2 separate regions of the Homo sapiens genome follow, and region 1 is linked to region 2. A link is an interaction called in ENCODE POLR2A ChIA-PET data of the cell type or tissue named here. Cell type or tissue: HepG2. All regions are shown on one strand. Links, peaks and the distances in the headings refer to the core of each region. The heading gives the core; the rest is flanking DNA.

The links. Peaks named below come from ENCODE experiments on the same cell type or tissue, not always from the same donor. Only the 100,000 strongest peaks of a DNase experiment are listed, where the experiment ranks them.
Region 1: POLR2A ChIA-PET joins it to region 2 with 5 read pairs; 1 of 35 experiments calls an interaction of 5 or more read pairs at or near these places.

What each region holds. Positions count from the first base shown.
Region 1 is chr9:105,081,073-105,085,473 of GRCh38, reverse strand. No RefSeq gene overlaps it. Among named protein-coding and RNA genes, the nearest start is that of CT70, 91 kb to the right of the region's middle. In HepG2, for the core only: no CTCF peak of the experiment used is centred there; a DNase peak (open chromatin) is centred at 2,005.
Region 2 is chr9:105,430,065-105,434,465 of GRCh38, reverse strand. It overlaps a transcript of SLC44A1 not described here. Among named protein-coding and RNA genes, the nearest start is that of FSD1L, 16 kb to the left of the region's middle. In HepG2, for the core only: no CTCF peak of the experiment used is centred there; a DNase peak (open chromatin) is centred at 1,795.

The DNA of each region.
Region 1 (4,401 bases), core at 285-4,284, 350 kb after region 2:
CACATGAAAAATGCACATCACTGGTCATCAGAGAAATGCAAATCAAAAGCACAATGAGATACCATCTCACACCGGTTAAAATGGTGATCATTAAAAAATCAGGAAACAACAGATGCTGGAGAGGATGTGGAGAAATAGGAATGCTTTACACTGTTGGTGGGAGTGTAAATTAGTTCAACCATTGTGGAAGACAGTGTGGCGATTCCTCAAGGATCTAGAACTAGAAATACCATTTGACCCAGCGATCCCATTACTGGGGATATACCCAAAGGATTATAAATCATGCTACTATAAAGACACATGCACGCACATGTTTATTGCGGCACTATTCACGATAGCAAAGACTTGGAACCAACCCAAATGTCCATCAATGATAGACTGGATTAAGGAAATGTGGCACATATACACCATGGAATACTGTGCAGCCATAAACAAGGATGAGTTCATGTCCTTTGGAGGGACATGGATGAAGCTGGAAACCATCATTCTCAGCAAACTATCACAAGGACAGAAAACCAAACACCCCATGTTCTCACTCATAGGTGGGAATTGAACAATGAGAACACTTGGACACAGGGAGGGGAACATCACACACTGGGGCCTGTTGTGGTGTGGGGGGCTGGGAGAGGGATAGCATTAGGAGAAATACCTAATGTAAATGATGAGTTAATGGGTGCAGCACACCAACATGGCACATGTATACCTATGTAACAAACCTGCACGTTGTGCACATGTGCCCTAGAACTTTAAGTATAATAAAAATAAATAAATAAATATATTCTGTTGTGATGGGCAATTAGTTGAAAAAGCTACTATCAATAGAAAAGAGTGTCTGGATTAAGACGGGGATTGTGGAGACCTAGGTTTTATCATGCAGAATGCCTCCCAGTAGCAGGCTTTAGAGAGAATAGACTGTAAATGTTTCTTATCACACTTAAAGTCTGTGTTGATGTTAATGCTGGAGGGATATATTGAGGCATGTCCCACCCCCATTTCCCCTCATGGCCTGAACCAGTCTTTCATGTTAAATTTTAGAGTGCCTTGGGTGAGTCCACTCAGATGGTTGCAGAGGGTCTTCTAATTTTATTTTTGGTTTACAACATAAATGATTACCAGCCATTATTCTGGAGGTCACAAGATGTGCAACTCCCCAATTACTCCTGCAAATAATATCACTATTGTAGAACCTAAGATTGGCCTTTTGAAATGTCTGTTCAGGATTTTGCATTTCTGACAACCAATGGCTTCATCTGGACCTGTTGACTCCCACCAACTGGTCCTTGTGGCCCTACCTAGAAGGGGTCCACCAAACCGTCCTTGAAAAGGCCCAGCCTCCAAATTTTTGGAGAGATTGATTTGAGTAATAACTCTGTCTCCCTCTGCTGTGACCAGTGTGAAAGGAAAATAAATCTTAGGGCCCCAAATATAACTAAGCCAAAGGGAAAAGTCAAGCTGGGAACTTCTTAGGGCAAATCTGCCTCCCATTCTATTCCTTAAAAAGATAGCTACTAAGATTAAAAAAAAAAAAAAAAAAAAAAAAAGCTACACGGGGGCTGGGCGTGGAGGCAGAGGTTGCAGTGAGCCGAGATTGCACTATTGCACTCCAGCCTGGGCAACAGAGTGAGACTCCATCTCAAAAACAAACAAACAAAAAAACTACATGGAGCCGACTGCCTGTGATTCCAGCACTTTGGGAGGCTGAGGCAGGTGGATCACTTGAGGTCAGGAGTTCAAGACCAGCCTGGCCAATATGAAGAAACCCCGTCTCTACTAAATATATGAAAATTAGCAGGGTATGGTGGTGTGTGCCTGTTATCCCAGCTACTGGGGAGGCTGAGGCAGGAGAATCACAGGAATCCAGAAGATGGAGGTTGTAGTGATCCGAGATTGTGCCACTGCACTCCAGCCCAGGCCACACAGCAAGACTCCATCTCAAAAAAAAAAAAAAAAAAAAGCTACATGCCTTCCTCACGAGGAATTTCCTTGTGGACAAAGGACAAACAGAACTGAAAGTCATCCCTCTGCTCACTGAGATAAATGCATATCTGACTGCCTTCTTTAGAAAGCCTGGCTAATCAGAAACTTAAAAGAATGCAACCATTTGTCTCTTACCTACCTATGACCTGGAAGCTCCCAACCCACTTCAAGTTTTCCTGCCTTTCCAGAAGGAACAAATGAACATCTTACCTATATTGATTGATGTCTCATGTCTCCCTAAAATGTATAAAACCAAGCTGTGCCCCAACAACATTGGGTGCATATCATCAGGACTTTGTGAGGCTGTGTCACAGGCGTACATTCTTAACTTTGGCAAAATAAACTTCCTAAATTGACTGAGACCTGTCTCAGATATTTGAGGTTCACACCGGTGTAAACCGAAAATAAAATTGTAAGACCTCCCCAACCAACCGAAAGGACCTGTCCTCTCAGCCAACGGCATTCTAAAGTAATACCGAAACACTAGTTCAGGCCGTGATGGAAATGGGTAGTCAGACATGCCTTATTATACCTTCCTCCCAGTGGAATTCAGGTACAGGTGACCAACATTAACATTAAAACAGAGACCTTAAGACTGACAAAAGAGACTCTTTGTAGCAGTAAGATACCAACATGACACATAGCAGACCTTGAAAGAAATAGAAGTATTTTACCTCAAAGTATATTTCTTTGATAAATTTTGAAATGGCCCTGCAAAGCTGTCTCTTGTGGGGAAAATCTACGTTCTGTAGAGAATCCCCTTCCCTTTCCAGATTGCTTTCCTGATCCAGGAGAGAATGAACTAAGAGTCTAGCCCCTTTTTAAGTCTGATAAGAAATGTTTGCAACTTATTCTCTCTGAAGCCTGCTACCTGAAGTCTTCATCTGCATAATAAGAATCTTGGTCTCCACAGACACTTATCTTCATGGAGACACTCCTTTCTATTGATTCCAGGTCTTTAGATAAACTCTTTCAAACAATTGCTAATCAGAAAATATTTGAATCTGCTGGGCATGGTGGCTGATGCCTATAATCCCAGCAACTTTGGCAGGGCAAGGCAGGTGAATCACCTGAGGTCAGGTGTTCAAGACCAGCCTGGCCAATATGGTGAAACCCCCGTCTCTACAAAAATACAAAAAAATTAGCCAGCATGATGGTGCACACCTGTAATCCCAGCTACTCCGGAGGCTGAGGCGGGAGAATTGCTTGAACCCAGGAGGCAGAGGTTGCAGTGAGCTGAGATTGCGCCATTGCACTCCAGCCTGGGCAACAGAGCAAGACTCTGTCTCAAAAAAAAAAAAAAAAAAAAAAGTCATGCATGCATGCATGGAGCTGACATTCTATTGAATAACCCAGGCAATAAACTAAATACATATGTAAATTATATAACATTTTATAAAATGAGAAAAATCAAGCAAGAAGGGGGATTGAGAGTAGTGAGGGGTAGTTGCACTCATAAGTAAAGAGGTAAAGGAAGACCTCTCTACCCAGAGGAGGCCTCACATCTTCTTGCCCATGAAGTGGCAAAGTGCAGCCCATTGGCCAAATCTGGCTGTGGCCCATTTTCTTAAGGCCACAAACTAAGAATATTTCTTTTTCAAGTTTTTAAAGAATTGTAAAATAAGAAAAAAGAACACATGAAAGAGACCTTACATAGCCTGCAAAGCTTAAAATAGTTACTATCTGACCATTTACAAAGAAAGTGTGCAGACTTGGCCCACCTTTTATGTCATTGCTTTCGCAACCAGCTTTACACAAGTGTAGCCTGACAGTACCTGGCCTCAGTTGCACGAACATCTTTTGTTTTCTTCCCGCACTTCCCACCTACCAACCCACCAGGGAAGTCTGCCTGACACTTACACCTGTGCCTCCTGGAGATGTGAATTACTTAACACTCTATGAGGCAGCCCTTGACAATGGGGGCATGGGAGCTGACAGGTAAGTGCTCGCATCCCTGTTTCCCTCTCCTGGGAAGATAATTCTGTATTACCGTCTATATGCTTCAGAAGGGCCAGTTACTCAAAGTTGTGACCAACTTGATAACACGTGGGCTCATCCTCTTTCTGTTTCTTTCCCTCCAGTTTCCTACTCTCTGAGCTCTTGTTGTGGGATCTACTTTTGACGGCGAGCCCAGGCTAAGACTGTAACTGCAGATGCGTTCGCCCTGCTCACTACACAGACAAAACTAATTCATTTAGACCATGGCATTGCAATAAAGAAAGAGTTTAACAGACATGAGGCTGGCCAGGCCATATGGGAGACAGTTATTAGTCAAATCAATTTCCCCCCAAATTCAGAGGCTAGGGTTTTTCAAGGATAGTTTGGCAGGCCAGGGAGTTCACTTCTGGCTGTGGCCACAGGACTGGTTGGTGGGGCCAGGTGGAATCATTGATCAGAAATGCAAAAACCTGAAAAGACATCTCA
Region 2 (4,401 bases), core at 74-4,073:
AAGAGTCTTCCTCAAATTCATCTTTCAACCCTTCTATGAATTTTACACTTTTTTCTATTTTAAATTTTTTTGTTCTCTGAATCTTCCTCTTTTAAATTGCAAACTATTTTATTTCCTTTTTTTTTGAGATGGAGTCTCGCTCTGTCACCCAGGCTGGAGTGCAGTGGTGCAGTCTCGGCTCACTGCAACCTCTGTCTCCAGGGGTTCAAATGACTCTCCTCCCTCAGCCTCCCAAGTAGCTGGGATTACGGGCATGCATGACCATGCCCAGCTAATTTTTGTATTTATTTAACAGAGACGGGGTTTCACAATGTTGGCTAAACTGGTCTCAAACTCCTAAACTCAAATGTTCCGTCCGCCTTGGCCTCCCAAAGTGCTGGGATTACAGGCATGAGCCACCGACCAGCCTAAATAGCAAACTAGTTTTTTTATTACAATCCTCTCTATTATCTGAGTTTAGTAATTTACAGTTTTCTTCTACCTTATAGTCTGTTTCCTCTAAGTTGCTTTGTTGTTGTCTTTCTCTTTGTTTTGATGTCTGTCTTTCATGGTAGAGACTTTCCCCAAGGGTCTGGTAATTCTTATTTAAGAAAGCAGCACTAAAATTAATTGGAAGTTTTTATTCGTGGGTAGATCTTGTCATTGAAATGCTTCATTGTATAATGACTTGATTGGACTTTCTAGCTAGAGAACCCCCTGTGTGAGCATCTTTAGGCATTTTCCTTTGGGCTGGTCAGATTCCCTGGAGAATATTTTTCAGTTTCCTGCTTGGTGGGTAAAGGCCTGGTTGTGAGAATTCTAGGAGATGGGTTGGGCAGTGGAGGGGTGAAGCAGGGGCGGCGGGGGAGTGGGGTGGCAGGGGCAGTGGGAGGGAGTGCGGTATCTTAATCCCCCTGACTTAATATGATACCTCTGTTTTGGATGCTCCTCCCTTAAGATCTGTCTTAACTTCTTCAGAGAATACCTTTCTGTCTGCTGAGCATGAAAAAAGGCAGTTGCCTGACTGTACAGAGTAGGGGATGGTGTCTGAAGATGTTAAGCATCATTTCATATGCTCTATCCTTTTGGCTATCCCCTTTTGTGGGGTACCCATTTAAATCTTTCATCCATTTGGGATGCCTTTTTCTTACTGATTTGCGAAAGTTTTTTGTTTGTTTGTTTGTTTGTTTGAGATGGAGTCTCGCTCCCATCGCGCAGACTGGAGTGCAGTGGTGCGATCTTGGCTCACTGCAACCTCCACCTCCTGGGTTCAAGCAATTCTCCTTCCTCAGCCTCCCGAGTAGCTGGGATTACAGGCGCACACTACCATACCCGGCTAATTTTTGTATTTTTAGTAGAGACAGGGTTTCTCCATGTTGGCCAGGCTGGTCTTGAACTCCTGGCCTCAGGTGATCCACCCCGCTTCGGCCTCCCAAAGTGCTAGGATTACAGGAGTAAGCCACCACGCCCGGCGATTTGTAAAAGTTTTTATAAATTTTAGTTTGGAGTCCTTTACCAAATATGTACTTTGCAAATATCCTTTTTTAGTCTGTGGCTTGCCTTTTCTCTCTTTTAATGGTGTCTTTTGATGAACTGAAGTTCTTATTTTTTACAGTGTCAAATGGAAGCCTCAAACAACTCTCCTGCCTCAGCCTCAATTTTAGCAACTTAAAAAGGAATAATGTAATTCAGAAGTCTGGCTGTCTTTCTGAGCTTGCTGTAATAACGCTGCAATAGTACTTGCACTGAGCAGAAAACCATCTTTGTTCCAAGGTTCAGGGTTATGTTTCTTGTGCCAGCTGTCATCAAGATTAAACATTACCAGACACAAACTATACCTTGCTATTCTAGGATCTCTGGCACCAGTAAACAGGAAGAAAGGGATCAATCTTGGATTGTTATGGCAGACCATATGGCAACAAAGCTTTGGTCCCTAAAGGCAGAAGGATGAAGCTTCCAGGCCCAGGGAATAATTGTCTCTGCTTCCCTTCTTTACAACTTGCATGTTAACCTAATATCATTTTGGATAAATTTAATGCAATCCTGCAGATATCTTGCCACTCCTACCTTCAACAAAGCAAAACAGAAGGACCAAACATTCCGTTATACACAAATGATAAGGTTGTATTACCTTTAGCAAGGAGTGGCTTGAAGAGACAATTGGCCTACTGGCTAATTATTGACAAAGAGAAGGGCTATAAATCAACTTTTCAAAAATAAGAGCCACCATTCAACTGTTTTTGGCCTATAACAATGGTAACTTCAGGCCAGATGCTGTGGCTCACCCCTGTAATCCCAACGGTTTGAGAGCCTGAGGTGGGCAGATCACTTGAGGTCAGGAGCTCGAGACGAGCCTGGCCAAAATGGTGAAACTCCGTCTCTACTAAAAATAAAAAAATTAGCCAGGAGTGCTGGCGCATGCCTGTAATCCCAGTTACTCAGGAAGCTGAGGCACAAGAATTGCTGAACCCAGGAAGCAGAGGTTGCAGTGAGCCAAGATTGCGCCACTGCACTAAAGCCTGGGCAACAGAGTGAGACCCTGTCTCAATGAATAAATAAATAATGATACCTTCATACAATCAGCTTACTGTCTTTGGCAACTTTGCTGCAAGTAGTTTGTTGGAAGAATGCCAGGAAATAAAATCCTCAAATTAAAGCTGCTTTGTTGTACACAGCACAGAACAGGGACTCCATAAATATTTATCAGGTGATTTTGAGGGTGCTGAGATGGGTGTATGAGTTATACCCGCCTAAAAATTACTAGGCTTCAGATTATTTTAGCCAAGCTATATGGACTGGAATTTGGACCTTATTTGTCTTTTTGTCTCTATGGAGACTCTTGGAGCTGATCAGAGGTACAAACTATTTTCAGGCGCATGCCCTTTTTATGATCCTCATGTCTCAGAGGAGGCTGTCAATCTCTTACTCACGTCAGCTGACAGGTAAGCAGCATGGGCCAGTTAGTGTTCAGCTATACTCCAGGCACTTGTTAGAGAATGAAATATACTCATCTCATGCCAGTGTTTATCAAGAGCTCAACTAAGACCTATAGACCAATGGAATAGAATTGCAAATCTAGAAATAAACCTACATATCTATGGCCAATTGATTTGGACATTGACACGATATCAAGACCATTCATTTGGAAAAAAATAGTTGTTGTCCAAATGGGACAACTGGATATCCACATGCAAAAGAAGAAAGTTGGACATCTACAAATATATCATACATATACACCTACATATACTCCATATATGACATATAAAAAATTAATTCAAAATAGATCAATGACCTAAATGTATGAGCTAAAACTATACAACTCTCAGAAGATAAACTTAAGGCTAAATATGTATGACCTTGGATTAAACAATGATTTCTGGGTCATGATAGCAAAAGAACAAGCAACCAAGGAAAAGACAGATAATTTGACTTCATCATATGAATGTATGAAAAGGTGCTTAACATCATTAGTCATAAGGAAAATGCAAAACAAAACCACACTGAGATACAACTTCACACTCACTGGATGTCTATAATCAAAAAGATGGAAACTTACACTTGTCGAGGATGTAGAAAAATTGGAACCCTCATACATTGCTGGTGGGAATGTAAAATGGGGCAGCTGCTGTGTAAATCAATTTGGCATTCCTCAAAAAGTTAAATACAGGATTACCATATGACCTAGGAATTCCACTCCTATGTATATAACCAAAAAAATTGAAAACGTATGTCCGCACAAAAACTTGTGTACGAATGCTCATAGCAGCATTATTCAGAATAGCGAAAAGGTGCAAATCCAACCTAAGTATCCATTAACTGATGAATAAATGAACGAAATATAATATATCACACATCAGAACATTATTCAGCCATAAAAAGAGATGAAATATTGGTATATGCTACAACATTATTGAAACTTGAAAACATGCTAAGTGAAAAGCTGACAAAAATAATTCTACATATTGTATAATTTCTTTCACGTGAATCCAAAATAGGCAAATCCACAGCAAAATAAAGTAGAATAGTGGTTTCCAGGGGCTGGGTGAGGGGAATAGGCACTGAATGCTAAAAGGCATGGAGTTTCTCTTTGGGCCAATGAAATGTTCTAGAGTCACGTGGTGGTCTTAGTTGCACAGCTTTGTGCATTTGCCAAAAACCATGAAGTAAACACTTTAAAATGGTCAGTGTTATGATATGTTAATGATATCTTAATTTTTTAAAAAAGAGAAAGAAAATAACTATGAAATAATTTAGTAATAGATGATTGAGCTCCACATCATAAGAACTATAATTAGGCCAGGCGTGGTGGCTCATGCCTGTAATTCAGGCACGGGGAAGCCAAGGGAAGAGGATTGCTTGAGCCAAGGAGCTGGAGACATAGAGGGACCATGTCTCTACAAAAAATTTAAAAATTCGCCGGGC